Regions from separate parts of the Homo sapiens genome. Here all the other regions are linked to region 1. Evidence: chromatin loops called from intact Hi-C (ENCODE). Cell type or tissue: Calu3. All regions are shown on one strand.

The links. A loop is a pair of places that touch in the nucleus more often than their neighbours do. Peaks named below come from ENCODE experiments on the same cell type or tissue, not always from the same donor. Only the 100,000 strongest peaks of a DNase experiment are listed, where the experiment ranks them.
Region 2: it touches region 1 in a loop (5-fold over the local background); 10 of 110 quality-filtered maps call a loop at or near these places.
Region 3: it touches region 1 in a loop (12-fold over the local background); 80 of 110 quality-filtered maps call a loop at or near these places.

The regions. Positions count from the first base shown.
Region 1 is chr2:165,199,619-165,207,618 of GRCh38, reverse strand. It overlaps SCN3A (sodium voltage-gated channel alpha subunit 3), which reads left to right and starts at 3,569. Exons shown (of 28, transcript NM_006922.4): 1 at 3,569-3,796. In Calu3, a CTCF peak has its summit at 3,485 (motif pointing right); a DNase peak (open chromatin) is centred at 3,468.
Region 2 is chr2:165,136,996-165,144,995 of GRCh38, reverse strand. It overlaps SCN3A (sodium voltage-gated channel alpha subunit 3), which reads left to right. Exons shown (of 28, transcript NM_006922.4): 13 at 3,998-4,345; 14 at 5,388-5,520; 15 at 6,879-7,117. Among named protein-coding and RNA genes, the nearest start is that of SCN3A, 63 kb to the left of the region's middle. In Calu3, no CTCF peak of the experiment used is centred here; no DNase peak of the experiment used is centred here.
Region 3 is chr2:165,010,962-165,018,961 of GRCh38, reverse strand. No RefSeq gene overlaps it. Among named protein-coding and RNA genes, the nearest start is that of SLC38A11, 59 kb to the right of the region's middle. In Calu3, CTCF peaks have their summits at 1,931 and 3,699 (motif pointing left); DNase peaks (open chromatin) are centred at 1,961 and 3,721.

The DNA.
Region 1 (8,000 bases):
CAGCAACAAAGAGTAAAGCTCTCTTTGCTGGCATTTATTTATTTTTCTTTTTTTCTATGAGGAATATCGCCACAATAATTATCATTTACTTTTCTTATTTTGTTCAAACCAGTTCTCATTAAAATGTGGCCCAGTATAACCTAAGAAAAATCAGTTCCTCAGAAGACGTCATCAGAAAACTCTTTGGAGCATCTGGATACCCAAAACTGAGTGATAGAATTAATATTCTATTAAATATTACTAGTAATGGTAAAATGAGTGTGGAGCAGTAGGGACTGGCACTTAATGAACATTTAGTTGAGAGACAGTGAGCAGGGCTAGTTTGTTCATGAGTAGAGAAGAAAAAGTTAAAAGTGCCTAGAAAATAGGAATCTTTCATGACAGAAAGTGTACACAATGAAACAATGAAATGTTATAAATTTACACTAAACGTGTGAGTATCAATGATCTAAATTAGTGGAAGCTGATTTCCTTTGTGTTCTTTCAGCATCTGACAAATGCTTGTATTATGAGTGATCTTACCCGATTACAACTGCTTGTGTTGGGATGAGATGTGAGGTGCTGTATTAGTCCATTTTCACACTGCCATAAAGAAACACCTGAGACTGGGTAATGTATAAAGAAAAAGAGGTTTAATGGACTCACTGTTCCACATGGCTGGGGAGGCCTCACAATCATGGTGGAATGTGAAGGAAGAGCAAAGGCACATCTTACATGGTGGCAGGCAAGAGAACGTGTGCAGGGGACACGTTCCTCTTTATAAAACCATCAGCTCTCATGAGACTTATTCATTATCACTAGAACAGCATGGGCAAAACTCGCCCCCATTATTCAATTACCTCCCACCAGGTGCCCCCCATGACATGTAGGGATTATGGGAGCTACAATTCAAGATGATATCTGACAATTCAAGATGATATCTGGGTGGGGACACAGCCAAACCATATCAGGTACTAACTACGTTTTACTTCCCTCACATTTCATTGCTTCTTCACCTGTAAAGTGTGTATAATAATACCTCATATGGGTGAAGTTTAAATGAACATATGTAAAGTGCTTAGAACAATGTCTGGCACATAGTACCAATAAATGTTAGTTTTGTTATTGTTACTAATATTATTAAATGTCTTCATCATTACCTGAGGCTCTTCCCCTACCCTCCCCAATTCTGGCCAGATAGCCAAGGCTATTATTGCCTAAGTGGAATTGTCGTTGGAGATGGACAGAAGAATTGTCAAATTCTTGTGCTTTATATTTAAATTCTTGTGTTAGGGGTTGAATTGTGCCTCCTCTCAAAAAGTTCTAATTCTGAGTAATTCAGAATATGCCCTTATTTTGAAATAGGGTATTTACAGAGATAATCAGGTTAAAATTAGGTTATGAGGGCGGACCCTAAACCAAAGTGACTGGTGTCCTTATAAAGAGGAGAAAATTTGACACAGAGGCATGCACAGAGGGAGGAGTACGTAAAGACAGTGATGCAGGGAGTGCACCATGTAAAGACAGAGACAGAGACTGGAGTTATGCTGCCACAAACCAAGGAACATCTGGGGCTACTAAAAGCTAAGAGAAGCAAGAAAGTATCCTTCCCCTGCAGGTTTCAGAGGAAGCATGATCATGCTGACAACTTGATTCTGGCCTCTGAGTAGCCAGAATTGTGAAAAAAATGATTTCTGTGTCTAAGCCCCTCAGGATGGCAGTTTGTTACAGCAGCCCTAGTAAACTGATACATTAGACATAAGACAAAAAGATTTCAAGGGAAAACAAGTGGCTCCAGCTTACCTTTGGTACAGAAAGAAGAGACCCAAGCAAAAACTCTTTTGAGTCTGTGAAGGAAGTTATGAAGAAGGAAAGGAGTCTCTGATAAGGGCTCCTTACATAGTTTGCCAATCTAGGATTAGCTAAAAAGATGAAAAGATGAGAAGTTTCCATCTATTTACACTATTCTAGTGTGGCAGAGATTGTGCCTCGCTTGCCTGAAGCCTGCAGAGTGCATTACATCCCATGGTTTACAAACAGCAGAACAGAGATGGCTGTGTGAGGCGCCTGGGGCAGGGAGGAAGGCTTAAGTCAGCCAATTACAGCCAAGAGTGACCCTGGGAACATGCTGCTTTTTCTTCTCTCCTCCTAAAGGACAGGAACAAAAGTTTCCTTAGAGGAAGAAGTGACAAAGAGGGGATGCTGCCATGCAAAGCTGGAGGGATGCTATTCCCGGGGCCCAGTGGGCCTGTGGGTACGTTAGTAGATATGAGGGATAATGATGGTCATGGATCATGCAGGACTCCTGGCCTCAGTGGATGCCCATGTGGAGAAAGGGGGAACGGGATCATACTCTGCTTTCTCTATATATGTACACAATCCTGAACTTAGATCAGTCTCCATGAGAAGGAGAGATAGAAGAGGAAAATCATGTATTGGTTGAATGCAAACCCAAAATCATTGGGAAAAGCCTCAAGTAATTTAGTTTACCTGGAACTGACTAGATTTATTTTTCTGCCATTAGACAAAATGGGGGCCACAATTGAAAACGAAGTATGTAATTAACAGTTCTTGAACACATGGCTGGGAAATATGGTATCAGCTATATTTGTTTTTCTTCTTTGTATGAGCTCCTTTATGGCAGGCACTGTGTGTTTCTCTCTGTGTCTTTTCAAGTCTAATATAATACTTGACATCATTTTTGTCCATCCATACAGTTGGTTTGTCAATATGAATGTATTTATTTAATTGATGATAAACTGTAATAAAATCATAGTTGTTTGCTCTAAAGTAGATATGAAAGGTCAGATGAAACAATAACATACATCTGGATTGAGAAATATCTTAATAACTGATGGATTATTTTTATTTTCTTTATGTATTGTGTGCTTCAATATCCTAATAAATAATATTAGCTAGGTTCACTGATGTATAGAATCTTTTTCTACATTTAGATATTTCTTGCAAATGTTTTACCAGAAAGCAACACAAAAATACTATCAGTGAGTATGTGTTTACACTGTTCTCTAAGGAGTCAAATTCCTCACCTTGAAAATAATTCATCCCAGGAAGAGAAAAGGTTTTCAAAAGACTAGAGCAGGCCACAAGGGAGCTTTCGCAAAACTCTACACGTAAAGGGTAATGTAAACTTAAAACCTATTTTTCAAACAGTAATTTATATATCTTTTAATTTTAGTAGTTTATGTGTGAAACAATCATGCAAAACAACAAAGTGATAAAATTTTTTAAAAAAATTAGTGAGATGCAAATAACTGAATATGTAAAAGGTCTCATACATATTTATATGTAGTAGATAAGTTACATTTTTTTAGTGTGTTGGGAAATTTTAGCTCACATCACCTCTCTACTGTCATCTTGGGGCACTTTCATGACTACCCATGCTTCATGCAGGTTTACTTTCCTCCCTGTGACAGAGGATAATGGGAATGTTTTTTCTTTGGCTCAATTTTGTGTGTGTCCGCCAGTAGATGGCGGTACCACTTTGAGTGCGATCGGCCTTTTTTTCTTTCTTTTTTTTTTTCCTCAAAGCTGTTTTCTGATATATGTTGGGTACCATAGAGTGAATCTCAGAACAGGAAGCGGAGGCATAAGCAGAGAGGATTCTGGAAAGGTCTCTTTGTTTTCTTATCCACAGAGAAAGAAAGAAAAAAAATTGTAACTAATTTGTAAACCTCTGTGGTCAAAAAAAAAAAAAAAAAAAAAAGCTGAACAGCTGCAGAGGAAGACACGTTATACCCTAACCATCTTGGATGCTGGGCTTTGTTATGCTGTAATTCATAAGGCTCTGTTTTATCAGGTAAGCTGACAAAACATTTCATTATCTGCACCATAGAACCTAGCTACCAGGTCATTTTCCTTACTTTAAAATCATCTTCATGCTGCTATTTTTAACCCAGTGTTGTTTAAATGTAAATTACAGGAACCAAAGGCATCGTTTGATGTGTAAACTGCTTACTATTTCTTTATCTTTCAAAGAAAATAGAGCCTGTCTGGAAATGGTGATTTATGGTACATACTAGGCATCAATGGTCTTGTGTTTTTGTAGATGCTTATGATTAATTGTATTCAGAAAAAATATTTTTTATTATACTTAAAGCTAGTCTAATGAGTTTCCTGGCTGTATGTCATCTATTTAAATGCCCAGTGTGTCCAGTATTTTTTAAACATAAATGTATAGTGAAATTGGAACTATCATTCTTGTGCTTTAGTTTTTTATTTAACAGCTTTAGAGAGGCCATGCATATAGGGAGTGATAACAATATAGAGGTGTTTGGCTTTGTGAAATACACTATCATTTTTCTCTAAAATCTGTTTTCATAGAGAAAAGAACACCAATACTAACCATTTAAAAGAGGTTGAACCTTCAAAAAATAAAATAATCTCTATATGTTCCATAATATGCTACTTCTTTATCCTTTAATATATTCATTTTATATTAAATGTTTACCTTTTAATTTATTGATTTAAAGATTATTATATATTCTTAATTGTTCTATAAGCTTGATAGATTGCTGTTTTTCTGTATATATTTAATAACTGTTTATTTTTATTAATTACCAGGAAGAACCACTGGAGCCATAAAACAATAATTTACTTTATCTATGATCCATATTGTCTGTAGTTGTATTTAGAATATTCTATATCATAACCATAAATGTTTCATTCAGTTAGCCACCACATAATTAGAATAAGAAATTATTGACAGAAAATCTATACATATTAATTGAAAGATAAGTTTTAAAAATCATACAGGGTTTTAAAATACACAACAGGTAGTATAATGTGGCTTATGAGGACAAAGATAAAGGCATAAGTGCTTGTAGGAATTTGCATGGAAACATTTCATCACATTCACTCCAAATAGAGTGTGCCCTATATGAAATGAAGACTTCTGATTTCAACAGGGCTTCCAGTCAGTACTGGCTAAAAGGGCTTCAAAAATAGAACTTAAGGCCTCCAAACTGTAATTCCTAATGATATGTTGAAAAATATTGACATCTCACTTAATATTTTACATTGAGTAGCAATAATAGTCCCCCCAAAAACATTTCAAAATAGTGGTTGCCTGAGAGGAGAGCCCTGGGTCTTGTCTATTTCAGAAGAATTCCTACCATAGGAGATAAAGAAAACTATTTCTTTGGACAGGGTTCCCAGAAATGGCTGTTAATTAACTTGAGTGTATTGTACACACCATGCTTCTCTACAGGTGACTAAATGTGAGTAACTTTGTTCTGAGTAAGCATCAGAGCTGGTCTTGATTGAACTGGTTTACATTTATGAATGAATGCTTAATTTTGGCCCCAAATGTTAGCTTTTATTTTTCTTGGTATAGTTGCAACAGTCTCTTAGTTATTCATCTATACATGTGGTCGCCATGTGAAAAAGCAAATACACTCAGAGTTCTTCACTTCACAAAATGCGCTCTTTCAAAAATTTCGGAAATTAAACCTGCTTTGATTAAATGATATATCAAACACATTTGAATAACTTACTCTTTAAAAGAATGTAGTGGTGATTTCATTTGTAAAGTTGAGAAAAATGCTGTGATTTATTTGAGTACTGAAGATAAAAAGGTTGAACCCTGAGCTGAAAGTCTTGGGATCTGGTTCATGTTCTGCTACTAGTGAGTTTTGTTGTCTCAGAAAAGACCCCAAGTATCACTGAAGAGCATTTTCCTTGCCTACAAAGGAAGGAAATTAGAATCAAAGCTGTATAAGAATACTTTGTTTTTAAAATTTTCTGATCCTCATTTATTTGGATTTTTCTTCAGTTGGTTTCTCAGCTTAATTAAGATACAACTTTGACTCTCACTGAGTTGTAAATTATGATTGATGTGCTAAACATGAAAGTGGTAAAATAGAGAAATAGGGGCGTTTCTTGGCCAGTTCCTTCTGTAGTGGAAACAAGCAGGAAACAACATGGAGAAGTGGTTAAGAGCAAGAGCTTGGCAGGTTACATTTTATGGCCACTATTACCTGACAAGTTATTTAAACTCTCTGAGCCTTTATTACATCATCTTTAAAATAGGAATAATAATGCCTGTGTTACAGGATTGTGTAACTAAAATAATGTCTGTTCAGTGCTTGGTATAGATCCTGGAACATGATTACGAACCTCCTTCCTCTCTCTCCCTGCCATCCTAACTCACATCAAAAGGAACAGGACAAACATAAAGGCATAAATTTTCATCATTGTTATTATTGTTATCGTTAGTGCTGGTGATATAATATCTTCCACCACAACAGGAAGGATAGAATAAAACTGCCAAATAATTATGTACCTGAAAAGTGAATAATTCTCATCCTGGAAGGATGCCCTTGCTGAAACAACAACAATTGTGTACCTATAATAGTATCACTTAGTGTTAACATTCCAGGCAATTCCTGGAGAGTTTATAGAACTCATAATGCCTTCCAGAAGACAGTTATTTATGCCCAATATGTTATCACGGACTTCAAAACTTTCTTCTTCTTATGAAAATAGAGGCAAAGGGCCTTATTTCACGTTGCCTTAAGAGGATATACCTGTTAGACGAAGTTTCTGTAAAGATTCACAAAGGGAATCTAGGTTTCACCAAAACCACATTTAAACGCCAAGTAATTTCTACTAAGACCACCAGATAACTGAACCTAAATCTCAGGAAAGTCTTTGCTATGTGATCAACTCACAAACTCTCTAATGCTTCAATTCTATTAACGGTACAATAAGATGTGGAAAGGCAAATTGTGCTTGATGAATGGTTGATGGACTGCAAAATCCCTGCTTTCCTCCAAAGGTTGTTTCTAAGTGTAGCTTCGTGCTCCTGACAGCTGTGTGCTACTGGGGTCTTTGGGAGCTAGAACTTGGATGACCTTTCAGCACCCCAGGCCTCCTAATCCTTCCCTTCAACCACCCTAGGCCTCTTTAAACTGACTCAAGTAACTGCGCTGTCAGCTTCATCTTCATGGCAGCCAAGATGACTTAATGGACTCTTGATTAGGCAGATCTGAGAGGGCTAAGAGCTTGGGAGGCTTAAAAATATGAGGGTAGTGTTTCTCAACTAGACAAATGCGGTGCTTGGAATTTGTTGCTCATCTGTCTCTCAGTTCTAGGTCACTCCCAGCTCTTACGAGTTCTTATCTTTAGGGTTGATGATAACTAAAAGCATCCATAAGAATAAGCATTTAAAGATTTTTTTTCACCAAGAAATTAACACTTGATTATATAGTGATATTTCTTTACATAGGTAGCTGTGAAGATTACTTTTTTCTGATTTTCATTTATGTATAGAAACATGAACTCACTGAAGGTTGGGAATTCATGTTTCATTTGTCACCTAAAAATATATTATTCATTCGCACCTTAATATTAATGGTTGTTTTACCAGTTTTCCAAAACTGTGAGGATTAATTACCCACCTACCAGTGAAATATAATTACTTAACTCTATTTCTGTACTTTTAGGTTCGTTTTAAATTTTCGATTAATTTTAATTCTAACTGCTTTCATTTTCAAAATGTCATGCTTACGTTTTACCTTATAAACAACTTTCATGGCAAATCCATATAGAACCTGACATCTGAATTACTTCTTGAGGTAGACTGAACAATTGTAACTTGAGGTAGTTAGAAAATTTGGAAGAAAGAAAATCATATTCTTGCTTTATATTGTCGGTTCACACATTTATCTTTGATTGAGAAGCTACTGTTTTAGTTCAGCTTTACCTGAAAATATTTTTCCCTCTGGGATGAAATTAACACATTCTTTGTTTATATTTTAATGGGATGTAACAAGTGCAGACACCTATTTCGGAGCAGAATAGTGTTTCCTCTTAATAATACAGCAATAAATAAAATCTTGCTCTTTTACTAAGCACAGACATACTTTGTTTTATTAACTTCCTGATAGGCACCAGCTCTTTGGATACCTAAAATCTGAATCTACATCAGAAATATAATTTGTTAAAGTAGAATAATTCTTTAAAATTTATATGAATACCTACTTAACTGGATACCACAAGTT
Region 2 (8,000 bases), 63 kb after region 1:
TAGTTTCAATTACTAACAAATGTATATACATAATTTGATAGCAGTATTAGTTCCTTTATTGTTTCATCATTTTGCTCAAATAAATTTTGTAGATCAGTTCATTCAGTCCAATCAACAAATATTTATTGATCGCCAACTATGTAGCAAGCATAGTTCAAGATGCTGAAAATACCTCAAAGAATAAAAGAGACTCAATCCACTGACCTCATGGAAATTTTTTCCAAAGGAGACGGACAATGAATAAAATAAATAAGTTATAGACTGTGTTAGAAGGTAACAAATGTTAAGGGAAAAAAAAGTAAGCAGGAAAAGAGGAACAGGAGCCATAATTGGAGGTAAAATTTTAAATAGGGTGGTTTACAATGACCTCACTATTAAGACATTTTGGGAAAGATTTGGAGGAGGCAAAGAAAGAGGCTCTCTTAAGGAACAGCATTCTAAACTGATGAAAGAGGAAGTGCAAAACCCTGACATGGTAGCATGCCTGGAGTGCTTAAGAAGCAACTGGTAGACTTGGTTTGCTGGAGCTGAGTGAACCACAGACAGGCAAGAGCAGAGAGCTTAGCTGATGGCCAGTGTTTTAATACTAAAAGCAGAATCAGTACATACATGTGGTAGATGTCGCTCATTTTATATTTGTAAATAGACAGAAGATAGATGGATAATTTCAAAAGTGAAGGAAATAATCTATTAGTTTTAAATTTGCATATCCCAGTAAAGACAGACTAAGAGCATTAACAAAACTAACAAGCAGAAATGTACCATAAACGGTTTACAATTTCTGCTTCTGTAAACAAAAAAGGAATCTGGTAGAAAGAGAATCAGTGAAGGTGGTGGGGACAGGAAGCGTAAGATAGACAGTAAATACTGCTCAAATCAAATGTATCTTCTGAAAATGTCAAAGCAGAGAGGGCATAAATTGTGGGTGCCCTGCCTTCTATTCACATAAATTACAAATGTTATTTTATGTTTATTACATTATTTTATTTTTAAACAGATAATGTTAGTTGTACAAAATAAAGAAATACTTAAAAGTATAAAATGAAACCTCAAAATGCTAAGTACTTCTGACAAATATTCACTTTCCTTGTTCCCACTAGAACATCTTAAAATTCCCAGCATCTTTTTCCATCTTGACTTTTCCCAACCCACTTTGAATCCAAACCCTACATGCATGACTGTGTCTTATAGACCTAATTTCTTCTATTTTCCCTTTTGTTACTGAAAATTAAGAAACAGTCTACATTTATCTTCTGGGAACAAGATGAAAAAGATACCTGGGAAATATGTTTTGACATGCCTGAGGTAAAGAAAGATGGCCTTTCACTCCTTAAAACATTAAAGCTGGTTTTCCCTAGAGAAAGTGTTGCCACAGCTGTGGGTATTCCCTCCACTCTGCTGCATCTTCTAGTGTGTTATTTTTGGTTTATTTTCTCTGAATGCTATTTCTGTTATCTTCTTTTTCCGTCTCTGTTGCCTTGAAAGCTGCGCTCACACCCATTATTATACATTCCAAAGAGTGAATAGAAATTTCAAATAAACTCAGAGATCTGGAACGCCTTTGAAAATACCTGACATAAAAATATCCAAATTAAAGGCATGTCCCAGATACATAGTGGATGTACACACGTACCACATACTCCCAACCAATACTGTGTAGACCGATTTTCAGTTTCCAGAGACAGTTTCAGAACATAGGTGTATTGAGGTGATTATACTCAGCCATCCTAGGGATTAATGTAAGACCAAGTTAGTATTTCTCTGAGTGTAGGATGAGGTCCACCCTGTGTTAGGGTCACCTGGAATGTGTCAGGAAAATTCAGATTCCAGAGTCCTATCTGCTACTTCCTGAATCCATATTCCAAAATCTGGGACCTAAAAATATATATTTTTAACTCTCAGAGTGATTCACATACACTCAAATGTTTCAAAACACTAGTTCTGGGCTGGGCATGGTGGCTCATGCCTGTAATCTCAGGGCTTTGGGAGGCCAGGGCGGGCAGATCACCTGAGGTTGGGAGTTCGAGGCCAGCTTGACCATCATGGTGAAACCCTGTCTCTATTAAAAATGCAAAACTTAGCCAGGTGTGGTGGCGGGCACCTCTAGTCCCAGCCAACTCAGGAGGGTAAGGCAGGAGAATAGCTTGAACTTGGGAGGTGGAGATTGCAGTGAGCCGAGATTGTACCACTGCACTCCAGCCTGGGCGACAGAGCGAAACTCTGCCTCAAAACAACAACAACAACAACAACAACAACAACAACAACAACAACACGAGTTCTGGATATAACTGTTATTATATTGATCATTTAAATGGAGTCTGAGGAAATGAAAAACATTAGCATTCTTTATTAATGGGGGGATGAATTGATGTCTTCACATGATCTAATCTCTTGATCACTTTGCTGTAAAATCACTCTATTGTCTGCCCTTCGGTAGACAAACCTGCTACAGGAATTGAGTGTCACATAGACACAGCCTCCGATGGACAAGCTGGACAGCCAATAGTTCCTGTGGAGAATCTAACCAAATCCAAAGGAACAGAGCACTTCTTAGTGAATAATATCCTTCCAGAATATCACTGAGACAGAGGACAACAAAGATTATTCTGGTGCTTTGCAGTCTGGGAAAAGCCATGAAAATAAAGCTAAAAATTGGGGCCTAAGAAAATCAGCATGACCTAATTAGGCAGAGGAACCAAGAATACATTTGACAGAGTCTGCCTTTTCTGTTTTTTCCACTAAAATCATTTTATTTGGTTTTACACTAAAGCTTAGAAGAAAGAGAAGATCCAGGAATGTTTGCTGCTGACATATGTATATGTATATGTATGTATGTATATTACCCTGGGTGTGAAGAGAAGTAGGAAAGGGAATGAGAGAGCAAGGAGGAATGCCATTGTTCATGATGAGGGGAGAAAACAAATATTCTGCAGACTGAATAGAGATGTTTTTGAAAACTATCTGCAAGACAAGAATACACACAGAATTATTTGGGGTTGCTAGTTTAAAATCCTTTCAAAATGTGAAAGAAGGAACTTCAAGCTAAATCCTCATTTTCTGGTACTAGGAAATAGTTTGCTTAATTTATCTGGGAATAGCTGTAATGAAAAAGGTTTTGAATTGTCTCTTTCTTTTTAATATAATTAAAATAAAACAGAAGTATATGTTGTTTTTCACACCACCTGCTGGTGAAGTCATGTTATATGTCTTGCTTTTACAAGCCAGTGTTATATTTTACACAAGAAGAGTAATTTGTGTAGCAGTTTAGGAATCCTCTGTGTTGTGTTTGCTATGACATATAGTCTCTCAAATAAGGTGAATCATTGGTTGCCATTTGGGAAACTGTTAGCAAATTTGGAAGACAACATCGTAGGTAAGTTTTGTGACTTCTGTTCCCATGTGGGTAGAGACAAACAGTTTCAGAGAAAGAGTAAACTACTTTTCTTTCAGAATTCAAAAGAAGAGAATGGAAAAATAGTAGTTTTTTAAAAAAGTAATTATCCTGAAGTGAAATATTGGCTACAATGCAACATTTGAAACAAATATTTTAAATTTGAGCTAACATTCTCACTTGAGCCAAAACTTATTCTCCAGGCTACATTCCCTTCAGATTATAGCATTAAGAAGTAGAAGCTACTTACTATTTGTTTAACCACCATTCCCATCAAAAGAAATCATTTATCCTTTTCAGCATCTGGTCCCTAACCTATAGCATTATGATAACCCAATCCACCTAAAGTGAAGACTAAATGAAGTGGTTGTATACTTAGTAAATTGCAAATCAGTATTGTTAGTCAGAAAAACACTCTTTGTACTTAAATTTGCTTTAATAAAAATATCAAAATATATGTGTCCTCTATAAATTTGATTATCCATGTTTAAGAGCAAGAGTATACTAACTCCAAAGAAAACAGATCCTTTAATATTAATATTTATTAAATAATTGCGTTCTTCCCCTACCCCCATCCCATTCCTTTCCTTTTTGCTTTCTCTGCAGTCTCTCTTGAGTATCCGTGGCTCCCTGTTTTCCCCAAGACGCAATAGCAAAACAAGCATTTTCAGTTTCAGAGGTCGGGCAAAGGATGTTGGATCTGAAAATGACTTTGCTGATGATGAACACAGCACATTTGAAGACAGCGAAAGCAGGAGAGACTCACTGTTTGTGCCGCACAGACATGGAGAGCGACGCAACAGTAACGTTAGTCAGGCCAGTATGTCATCCAGGATGGTGCCAGGGCTTCCAGCAAATGGGAAGATGCACAGCACTGTGGATTGCAATGGTGTGGTTTCCTTGGTGGGTGGACCTTCAGCTCTAACGTCACCTACTGGACAACTTCCCCCAGAGGTGATAATAGATGACCTAGCTGCTACTGACATTATTCACCAATTTGAAATAATCAAAGCCTGGACAGTTTAGGCTGTCATACCGTCCTGCTTCCTCAAAATGAAAGTTGGTAAAAATAATACATGATTAATCAAAGGGAAAACAATAGAATATTGAGAATCAATTGAATTGTATGGGACCATTAGCTTTTGTTGTATGGGAATTACTTGTAAGGGACCATGGCTTTAGGTTAAAAGGGCCCCGTTTTTAGAGTCTGCTATGAAATACATATCTGCAAATTTGGTAGACCTACCGAGACAAATAATGGACATTTTCACCATCAAATCTATAAGATGTATATTCACCAAGAATTGTATAATTATCTATTCATATTCTGGAAAATTCATATTCTTAAAATTAAATATTATAACCAATTTGTTGATAATGGGCAATTTCATACAACTGTCAATATTTACAGTGCTATTTTAAAATGACTCTAAAATGTGTTGTTTTTTAATAGGATAAGATATAGAAATAATTAAAGAAATTTCAGGAAAGCACACACATTTCATCGTACATCTGTGTTTGTGCATGGAAAAAATTGGCCCACATATGTCAATATTGTCAATATAGCCTCAAAGAAAATAATTCAGCCTTGAGACTATATAATCATAATATTTATTGGGGGGAGATTGATCTGATTATTAATCATTGATAGAAGATAAAAATAATTTTCACCTGAATGAAATAAAATAATAAATGACTTTAGCATGTTTACAACAAATTTCCTTGAAAATTGTGACAGGTTAATTAAAATAGTTCTGTAATATAATTGTGTTATAAAACTGCATCCCACTGGTGAATTCCTCTTAAAGAGTACTACCTGTGATAACTTTTTTTTAAAAAAAAAACTGTTTATAACTTAGCAATAATTCAATATTTTATTCCTTGAAAATTCTTACCTGGAAAAATTGCATGTAGCATGATTTGCCAAAGAAATGCTATGTGGTGTTGTATTACTTATTGGGAAGAGTGGTTTGAGCCATCAGTATTTGGTTTGCAGGGCACCACCACAGAAACGGAAGTCAGAAAGAGAAGGTTAAGCTCTTACCAGATTTCAATGGAGATGCTGGAGGATTCCTCTGGAAGGCAAAGAGCCGTGAGCATAGCCAGCATTCTGACCAACACAATGGAAGGTAAGAAGCAGGTCATGGAACAGCCAACTTTCTGTGATTATGTGCTTTGTGAACTATTCCTTCTTTTCATAGAATTACTGAAGTCTGTTACCCAGATCGAAACTATATATTAGACCTAAGAATGTGATATATGGAGTACATTATCACATTGATTACAAAAACTAATATTGGCCTTATTTCTTTTTGACTTGGGTCCTTACCTTACTTGCAGAGTGATATTTCAACACTTGATATTATATCAATGAGGATTTATTCTTATGTTATGTTACTCATATGCAAATAGAGTAAACTCTTCCCCTTTTCTAAGTCTTGGTATATAGAAGCATAAGGAAACATTTCTTTCAGGCTTTAGTCTGTTCTTCAGGCATGGAAGTGTTGATGGGGTTGCGGGAGCACTTAAATGAGTTGGGCAAATCAAAACCTGTCCTCCACTGCAAGAGAGATCCTACAAAAGGGTCTCTCTTCCATCTTCTACATACACAGCAACCATTACATTCCTCCAAAGGACCACGGAAAGAAATGTTTGTTGATTTTGACACAGAGGAATAGGCAGCAACTATTTATACACTAAACTTGTTCATACATCACACAGCCCTCACTCCTTGAAGTCTGGAGAGAGAATATATTAGTACTGCCCTTTTTAGATCAATTATATGTCAATTCTAACATATGTTCTTTAGAAAACATCAATTACATTTTATATCATGTCTTCTTGGTGTATTAGATATACAGTCACATAATAATTATTTTGTAACAGGCCTCATCCATTAAAATTTCAAGCAATATTTTAAATACATGATGCTAAAATTCTAAAAGATATGTACAAACCACAAAAGTAGATTTGAGTCTGAATTTATACTAAAAAGAAAGGCATACTACGTTCTCACTGTGTGCAAGATTAATGTTGATATGGAAACTATGAGAGGAGAGAATAGTTCATAAATGTTATCACACACATAAGGGATCACAACTTTAGACAATGTTTTTAAAAAGGTACTTTCAGAAGAAACAATAATTATTTAAAATTTTAATAGTTGTGTAATGTTTATTTAAAATTCTGTTTTGACAAAGAGAATACAGCACTTTAATCAATCATAACCTAGTCATTTTAAAAGCAAAATATTAAATTCAAAGTGCTTATTTTCTGTATTCAAAAGAGAAAAAAGTCGATCTATATGACATTTTAATTAACATTTTCTGAAAATATTTAATGGGATTGTCTTCTCAAGTTTCTTAAGTAATATGAACTTCTATTTTCAAATATAAGCATCAATTTTGTTAAATAATGTAAAATCTACTAGCAATAATAACTCATTTTTGTTGTTATTTACTACTCTTCCTTGTTATTGTCCCTCCAGAACTTGAAGAATCTAGACAGAAATGTCCGCCATGCTGGTATAGATTTGCCAATGTGTTCTTGATCTGGGACTGCTGTGATGCATGGTTAAAAGTAAAACATCTTGTGAATTTAATTGTTATGGATCCATTTGTTGATCTTGCCATCACTATTTGCATTGTCTTAAATACCCTCTTTATGGCCATGGAGCACTACCCCATGACTGAGCAATTCAGTAGTGTGTTGACTGTAGGAAACCTGGTAAGTACATTTGAAGTTTACTTATTTACTTTGGTAGATGTGGGAGAGATAGACCAAAGGGAAAGATGTATTTGTGCTGTGTTGAACCCAAAAATTATATCCTCTTTCCTCATAGAAAGAAATATCTAAGGAATATTACAGGGAATCTCAGAGATACAGCCTAAAACTCAACTGGTATGAATGCTGATTGTTTAGGCCAATGTCTGTGCTGATTGATCATGGTGTCTTACCAGTTGTAAACGTCTCAAAATCTTTACAGTTGTTCTTGCTGGAAATGTGGGTCCAGATAAACCAGGAGATCTAATACTGGCTCCACAATCATGTGGTTTTAACCCACACAGCCTCTAAAACAATCATGTCCATTGAAGGGATGACCCAAAGATTGATGTATATGAAAAAAAGAACATCATTGTTTCAAGTTAACTACCTAATAAAAAGCTTCAGTGATAATCATACAAGAAAAAAAATAGTTGCTAAATTTGCATTTGTGATTTAGCCATACCTCTGGTTCAAATTACTGAGCATTCATCTGTGTCTATGTGTGCTAATCAAAATGGGTGAACAAGTAAGAAAAGGGTTTACATATATTATTAATCAAGAGCTTTCTCTGTACTAAAACAAACTTGGGGCAAGGGGTAGTGGGGAAACTGGAATGGAGGGAAAAGGTAGACTAACAAACTAAGTAAAGGGCAGTATTGCAGTCTGACTTTAGGAACAGTTTTCATCAAGGGCTTAGATATGGCCCACAAGTTCACTGCATCATTTGTCTTTAGGTCAGCAAATGTTCAGCAAGAGCTCACTGATTTTCCATCCTACAACCTCTACACTGAAAAGCATGAATCTCCTTTTGAGTCTCATTCCAAAGACTCTCCTGGTAGAACTT
Region 3 (8,000 bases), 190 kb after region 1:
AACAGTATGACCTATCTACACTTTGTTTAAAAAAAACTATATTCATTAAATATTGGCCCTTCTTACTGACCACTCATTATATTTTATCATTATGTAAAATGCAGTAAGAGCAATACGCTAGGTGCCGGACAGAGCTGCAGATCCAAAGTAATTTTTTAAATGGAAATTAATTCAGCAGTCTAGGGAAATACTATTACAAGCAATGCCCTGCTGAATCTCATTAAATCAATTTGGAAAGACATATAGTTGGAAAGGTAAAAATAAATCAATAAGATTAAAAAGGAAGTCTATGCTTTACAGAAAAGAGAGAGAAAGAGAGGAGTTATATTATCTGGTTGTTAAGTGACAGGATTTAAGTAGGACTGATTTGTCTCCCTTATAGGGAAAAGCAGTTTTCAGGACTAGAGCAAAATACTGTTTGCACATGGCCCAGTTTGTACAAACTGCATTTCCCTCGGCAAGACTTCACTCCATCTTTAAAAATGGAGATGAGCTTCCACCAGAGGAGCTATTGCCTAGCAACAAGATGCTAAGAAGGCGAAGGCGAGCTGAGTCCTCTCTATAAAGAGCTCCCTCTCCCTCTCTCTACCACACTGCAATGATTTCCAGTGCAGACTGATGCCCTTGAGGGAGTCACCTTAACGACCAGAAAGCTATAGGAAAAGAATTTTGCTAAGATCACGATAAAGTCTAAGCTTCTTTTGTTTTTCAGCAGACATTCGATGCTCACTCCTCTCTGTGCTTAGCCCTACACAAAGCATTTTCACAAACGTGTTTTTATTTCCTTTAAGCCCCTAGCTGTCACCAGTATTGAGTCATATGACTGACTAGCTGACTAGCTATAGACCTAAGATCTATCTGGTCTTACCTGAGATTGTCAAATGTTTGCTGAGAAGCACTGATGTCCATCATCTTTGCTATTGCCTCAAATGTTAAACTCCTACCCCTACGCTAAAATAGGCAGGGTGGCAAATCCTCTTTTAACCTCTTTTTCACAGTTTGAATAGTTCTCTGCTCCTCCTATTCCCCACTCCCACCATCTTGATAAAGATTCTAAGTATTTATTGTTTGTTTTTTAACGGGCTTCTACTAAGCACATAGTACTAAGTACTAGAGACAAAATTAGGAACAAGACATAGTTCCCATAGGAGCCTACAGAGGACCATAGGAGTAAACAGGAGAAGCACAGAATGGCCAAGAAAATCGAGAAGCAGTGGAGAAGGCTGCCCAGAGATGGCACCTGTACCCTGAGACCTGCAGTACCCACAGAAGTCAGTCTTGCAAAAGGATGGGCGTGGCTGGAAAGTGGCCTGGGATGATGGTAGGGAAAATAACATTCTGGGCAGAGAGAACAAAGGCAGTGCTAAGTGACAGGGAGCCTGAAGCCTAGGGAATATGTTACTTTCTATGCTGTAATTCAATAGTAATAATTTTTTCACAATATCCAAATTGACTCACTACCTTTTTATTGCCACCTAGGATACAGCCAAAGACCGTTCACAAATATGATACAAAAGCTATTGTTATTTCATCAGTGTTTTATTCAAACTGCATTTAATCAAAATGTGCTTCCGTATGTTTCAAAATGGCATCAGGGCTTGGACTACGCTCAAAACAATAATTCTTAAGTATATAGGACAATATAATAACGTGATTACTAAACAAATCTGTTGTCAAATTGTAACGACCGAAGAAAAATTAGAAAACGTATTCTGGGCAAACCAGATACAACTCTTGCAAAAGTCTGTATTCACATGTTCTTACCTATTTTTAGATACAGGTCTGATTCTTTTTTTAAAAGAACAGAGTAGGCAAATCAATAGACTAGGATTGTTTAAGGAGATACAAACAACGTGTGATTTAATTTTTGAAGAGGTGTTCTGAAAACACTACGCCCAAAATTTGAGCTTCGGGCTCTTCTGATTTGCTATTCAGGGGCTTCTACGCTGCCTCTCTGCTGCCCTCACGTGAAATGACAGTGTGTAGCAGCGCAGAAAATACCTTAAAAACAAACTCAGGACGACCTCAACGTAGAACTATGAAAAGGGAGAGATGGCGTGATGAGCACAAGCCTTTCTCACAGATTCCAGGAATCTGGATTTGTTGTGACTCAATCACTGTGCAGATGGGTTTCTACTGAATAATATTTTCAGGACTTGTTTCAAAGACAGGAGAGTTTTTTCAACATCAGAAGAGAGCTCAAAATGTATATTTAGAAAGAGGAAGGATGGAGAAGCAGGATTTAATTGGCTAATTAAGTCTCCAACTTGTACAATTACAGAACAATATTGCTCAGCCAAGAACTAAACCTTGCTACATTTTTTTCACCTTAGAAGTGTTACACCATTCTCTTGCTAGTGGAATGATGCACATCAGGGACTTCATCTAACCTTCCTTGTTTACTGAAGCTAAATATACCTACTTCCTTTAAAAGTAAGCTTAAAAAACCAACTTGTATTTCATACAAAATATAGAAGAAAATTTCCATTTTTGAGCTAACTTTTCCAGACTGCCCTTCAAATATGCCAATCCTTTCTTTTTTAAAAAATTCTTTTCCATGCCTTCGAGATTGTAGTCACTAAGTAGTCTCACAGCTTCATACTCACACTTCTATAGACAATTTGCAAATGGCTTCTCAGCCTCTTATACATTCAACAAACTTTGAATGTCTCCTCACAATTTGAAAATAAAAAGATATTTCCTTCTGTCCTGAAACCTGCTTCCATCCTGATTTTCCTATATTCTCTATAGTCTCATCATTTTTCCAGGCTTACCACTCAAAAGTTATTTTCTAATCTTTTTTTCTCTTTCCTCCATATTCACTTTCCAGCTAGTCAATGCTGGGAACCTTGCCATGAATTTACAATACATTGGAGGTTCCTGGAAAAGTAGAGGCTTAATACAGATTTACAGCATGTGTGACTTGATGGATGAATGCAAAGGAACAGAGAGATATTTCATAAGTAATCATAACTTTGAACAAAGGCTAAGAGGGTAAGTGTGCTATAACAGCGAAATGGAATCTAATTCAGGGCAAGAGTACAAAAAGGATAGGCTTCCATGATGAAGTGATTTTAGACCAATGTCTATAAGACAAGAAATTGGTAACTAATAAAAAGGAAGAGGAAAGCATTCCAGGCAGAGGGAATGGTCTGTTCTAAAATGCTGAGGTAAGAAGGAACTTGACATTATCATAAAACTGCCATATGGGCAGGGAGCATAAAGAATTGGCCAGAGTGGAGTGCTAGACAAAGTTTTTCTTTCCCTTGTTAAAATATTTATAATTTGTTCTGTTTCATTCTTAATTGAATTTGAATGTCTTGTAACAGGAAATACATATACCACAGGCCTCATCATATTCTATAGTTTTATGAGCAGGTGGATCATTCGTTCATGCAAACTGCCTGTTTCCATAAGTATTCAAGGTTAAAATTATGTCTTAGGGTCCAAGTGATGAGATTTTATCCTAACAGCAAAGAAAGCCATGGAAGAGTTTTAACAGGGAAGTGACACATTCTGATTTGAGTTTATAAAATACAGTAAAATTCTTTCCGAACACAGTAGGTGTAGTCCAGAATTTTTCACTACCATTAAATGTAGTGTTTGGTTATGGTGAGGTTAACTAAGTGACCTGGATGAGCCTACAAGAACAACAGGTTGTGAGTTATGGGAGTCCAGAAGAGCTGTCCAAATTCCTGCCAGTCAGGGTCTGCGTGCTGGCTTCAGCCTGGCGCCACCTAGTGGCAACTGTTCATTCCAGGTTAAATATTGGTAGATTGGTAGGGATGATTCTGGGCTCTGTGGCTGGGATTTCCAAGATCATAGTAGCAATACTGGGGATCTCTTGTTTTGTTGGTACTATGTAGGGAAATTGGACTGGAAGAACACTGGTGGAATAGAACTTCCTCATCCATTTCCCAAGACAGAAATTTCTGAAGTTTCCTCAATGGGGCTTGCCTTCCCCTCTTTGCCCCCCTACCCTCAATCTCCCAGCAAAGCATAAGAACTTTAGTTCACTCCTATCTGGAAATGGGAAAAGGATGGGAAATAGCAACTAGTCACAAATCAAATTATATCCAAGTTATCTTAATTACTGGTGGTGTTATGGTCTTTTAAGGTAACAGTGCAGCTGTCATGAAGAACATGGATTGTAGGTGGAAGAGAGGCTGTTTAGTTAGCAAAGCATTAGGAAGCAATCGCAATAGCTCAAATGAGAAATGGAAGTCTTTTTAGACTAAGGTGGTAGCAGCAGAAATGAGTTTAAGATCCAGTTTTAAGATATTTAGGAAGCAAACCCAGCTTCATTCTGTGATTGATTGGAAATTGGGGAATAGAGAAGGAAAGTGTTGAGGAAGATCCGTGATTGCCCAGGTTTCTAACATGAAAAAATAGGCAGGTGGTGGTTTTGTTGGTTGAAATAGTTGAGAGGAAGAAACTTTGAGGAAAAAAATCATGAGCTCAGTTGTTTTGAGCATGTTGCATGTGAAGTCCTATAAGATGTTGTATATTCATTGGTTAAACAAATGGATGTGCATATCTAGAGCTGAAACACAGTGATGTGGCTGGAGATGCAAATTTGTTACCTATGGCTAAAGAGATGGTAGCTAAAGTGGTTATATAAAGATGGATTTGGGGGAAAATAGGGTTGATTAAGAAAAAAAGCATGACTAGGACTCAAGAATGAGGAAAATGAAGAGAACATAGTATTATAGAAGTCAGAAGAAGAAAGTTTCTAAACAGAATGGGTAGCAAACTGTACTGAAAGCCATTCAAAGGTCAGGCAAGTCAGGATAGAACCATCTGACTTATTGATCTGGACAGCATTGGTGACCTTAGCAGGCATAGTTGTGTGGAGGAAGTGAAAGTAAAAACCAGAACAGAGTAATTTTCTGATTTATTTAAAAAACCATCATTCTCAGCAAACTAACACAAGAAGAGAAAACCAAACACTGCATGTTCTCACTCATAAGTGGGAGTTGAACAGTGAGAACACATGGACACAGGAAGGGGAACATCACACACTGGGGCCTGTCAGGGGGTGGGGGGGTTAGGGGAGGGATAGCATTAGGAGAAGTAATACCTAATGCAGATGACAGGTTGATGGATGCAGCAAACCACCATGGCACATGTATACCTATGTAACAAGCCTGCACATTCTGCACATGTATCCCAGAACCTAAAGTATAATTAAAAAAAGGTAAAAAAAATCATGAAATGCAAAATGTTTGATTGTATATAACTGAAGAGCTGTAAGCAGCAAGCCTAGATACTTCTTTCAAAAAGCTTAACTTTTGTTTTTAAAATGGCAGAGATTTCAGAATATTTAAAGGGTCCACAATGAGGGAGAAAGTCAGCATAGAGGTTAGAGAAAAGATTCAAAGTGTAATAATATTCTTGAGCAAGTGAGAAAGGATGACATTCAGAACATAGGAGAGATAAGTCTTTGATTGGAGTAGGAAGAGTCTACTATTGCAGTCAGAGGAAAAAAGGGGTACAGATGACCAGAGTCTCAGAGATGCTGTGCTTGGCAGTCCAGAGCATTCCTGTGTGATGGCGTCTATTGATTCTTTACAATGTCTTCATTCCCACTGCCCTGAATATTTTGGGTTTAGACTATTTTCTTCACCTCTTATCTGCTCACCTTCCATCTGGACTCTCTTCCAAATCAAATCAAATCCACAACATTCAGCACAGTTTGATAAATAAAACATCATCAAGAATTAATTTAATAATGTCATATCTCCACTTAAACATCTTCAGTGACTACAGAGAAGGATACTGAAGAAGAAGCACTGAATAATGAGTTAGAAACAGGCCAAAATGGAATATGTGGACTTAGCTGAGGTTTGGAGTCATCTAAATTCCTTCATCTTCTGTTCCTGTTTAGGCAAACTTTTTTTTCTTTATACATCCTTACTTCCCTGAGCTGATGACACGTATGTCATGACATATCATCAATCTTCAAGATTCACTTATTTTCTTATTTCTTTTATAAGTTACACTGATGACTCCTCATACATAGAGAAGTCCTGAACCACCCATTTGGTTCATTTCATGTATTAATTTATATTGGAATTGAATTTCCCATGGCTTTGCCCAAAGCCTTCAAAGACAGTCACCACATTTCTATTGTTTGTTATATATAAGAGAACCTAGAAGAATACCTTTTTTTATTTTTATTTTTTATTTTATTTATTTTTTTTGAGACAGAGTCTCGCTCTCTTGCCGAGGCTGGAGTGCAGTGGCATGAGCTCGGCTCACTGCAAGCTCCGCCTCCCGGGTTCACACCATTCTCCTGCCTCAGCCTCCCGAGTAGCTGGGACTACAGGCGCCCGCCATCACGCCCGGCTAATTTTTTGTATTTTTAGTAGAGACAGGGTTTCACCATGTTAGCCAAGATGGTCTCGATCTCCTGACCTCGTGATCCGCCTGCCTCGGTCTCCCAAAGTGCTGGGATTACAGGCATAAGCCACCACGCCCAGCCAGAAGAGCACCTTTTGTATTACACATGCATAAGAATACATGTAATATTTTGCAATAGTCACAAAGATAGGAAAACAGAAAACAAAACAAGAAGTCTACAAGAAATTACTTCTGCAACATCATTGTTTTAAACCTCACAGCCATATTTCTATAGGAATGTTCAATGCATATTGCCTAATTCACTCCATGCATCTTTTGAGTATGTTTCCTCTTTGAGAGTCAGAAGAATTAAATTGAGTTTAGTCGTAGTTTGGTTCTAATAAATTGTTTGACCTTAGGCAAGTCACTTCCCCTCTGGGCCCCAGGGTTTTCACTTGCACTAGAAGGGGAATTGTCTATGAAACTCTCATTTTTCCTCTAGTTTCTGATTCCATATTTTTTTAATGATTCTGATTGAATAGGCATTTTATATTGTAGAGATGGTTTCCATAGGGTAATGGTCCTAGAATTTAGCATTTTTTTCTTTGCATTGACTATAAAAGTAAAAAAAAAAAAAAAGTGCTGAGTGATGCTTTCATTTTGGCCCTGAGCCATTTTGTCCTTATTGAGGAAATCCTATTTCCACCTTTAGACTATTGGACATGACATGGTGAAACCACAATACTCTCAACTCCTTGCTAAGGAGTGATGTTTGATGGTGATTATACAGATAGTCCCACAGTATTACCTAACAGGAAAGAAATCTGCTTTTAGATTAGGCTCTAAGGAAAAAGCAATTCTTCCCACACAATCATAATAATGATAATGATAATATCCCTATCATTGGATAGCAAATAATGACTAAAAATGAAATAAATTATTTCATTCCTCCAACTTGTAACAATTTATATTTGTATAAGATAATCAACTAATATTTTATAGAATTTTTTGAAAATAGCACCACTTTCAATAAAATAAATTGATAAGACTCAGTTTAATCATTGAATGAATGAATGAAATCATGCAGAATTAGAAAGAGCTAAGCCCTATTCATCAATAAATATTGAAACAAAGACCAGGATTAGTAATTCTGTGGTCAGAAATTAAAGCCCTCAACCAAGGCAGCAACGTCCCAGCTGAGAGTGAGTAACACACAGAGCAGCTCAGAAGCACCTGAAGGAAGAAAGTCAGTCTCAGAGTGACAAACATAACAATGGCCCCCTCAAAGATGTCCACAGCCTAATTCCTGGAAACTGAGACTGTGTTACCTTACATGACAAAAGAGACGTAACCTTTTACTGCTTCAGATTTTTACTCTCTAAAACAGGACTAATGATTATTTCCTTATGCCCTATATTATTCAGAAGACAGAATAAATACACAGACGTCACTCATTTCCCTCTCTCTGATTACATGCCAGCGCCCCCCATCAGCTAAACCTAACTGTAAGCCAACATGCAAGGTTCCCTGTTGATGTAGTCCATACAACCCATTTCCTGTGGCAGAAAAAAAGGGTGGAGAAGGATGGAGGATGAAGAATGGATCCTGGGGGCTGAGGGCTAGTGGGTAAAAGAATTTATCTGGTACACGCCTTCAAG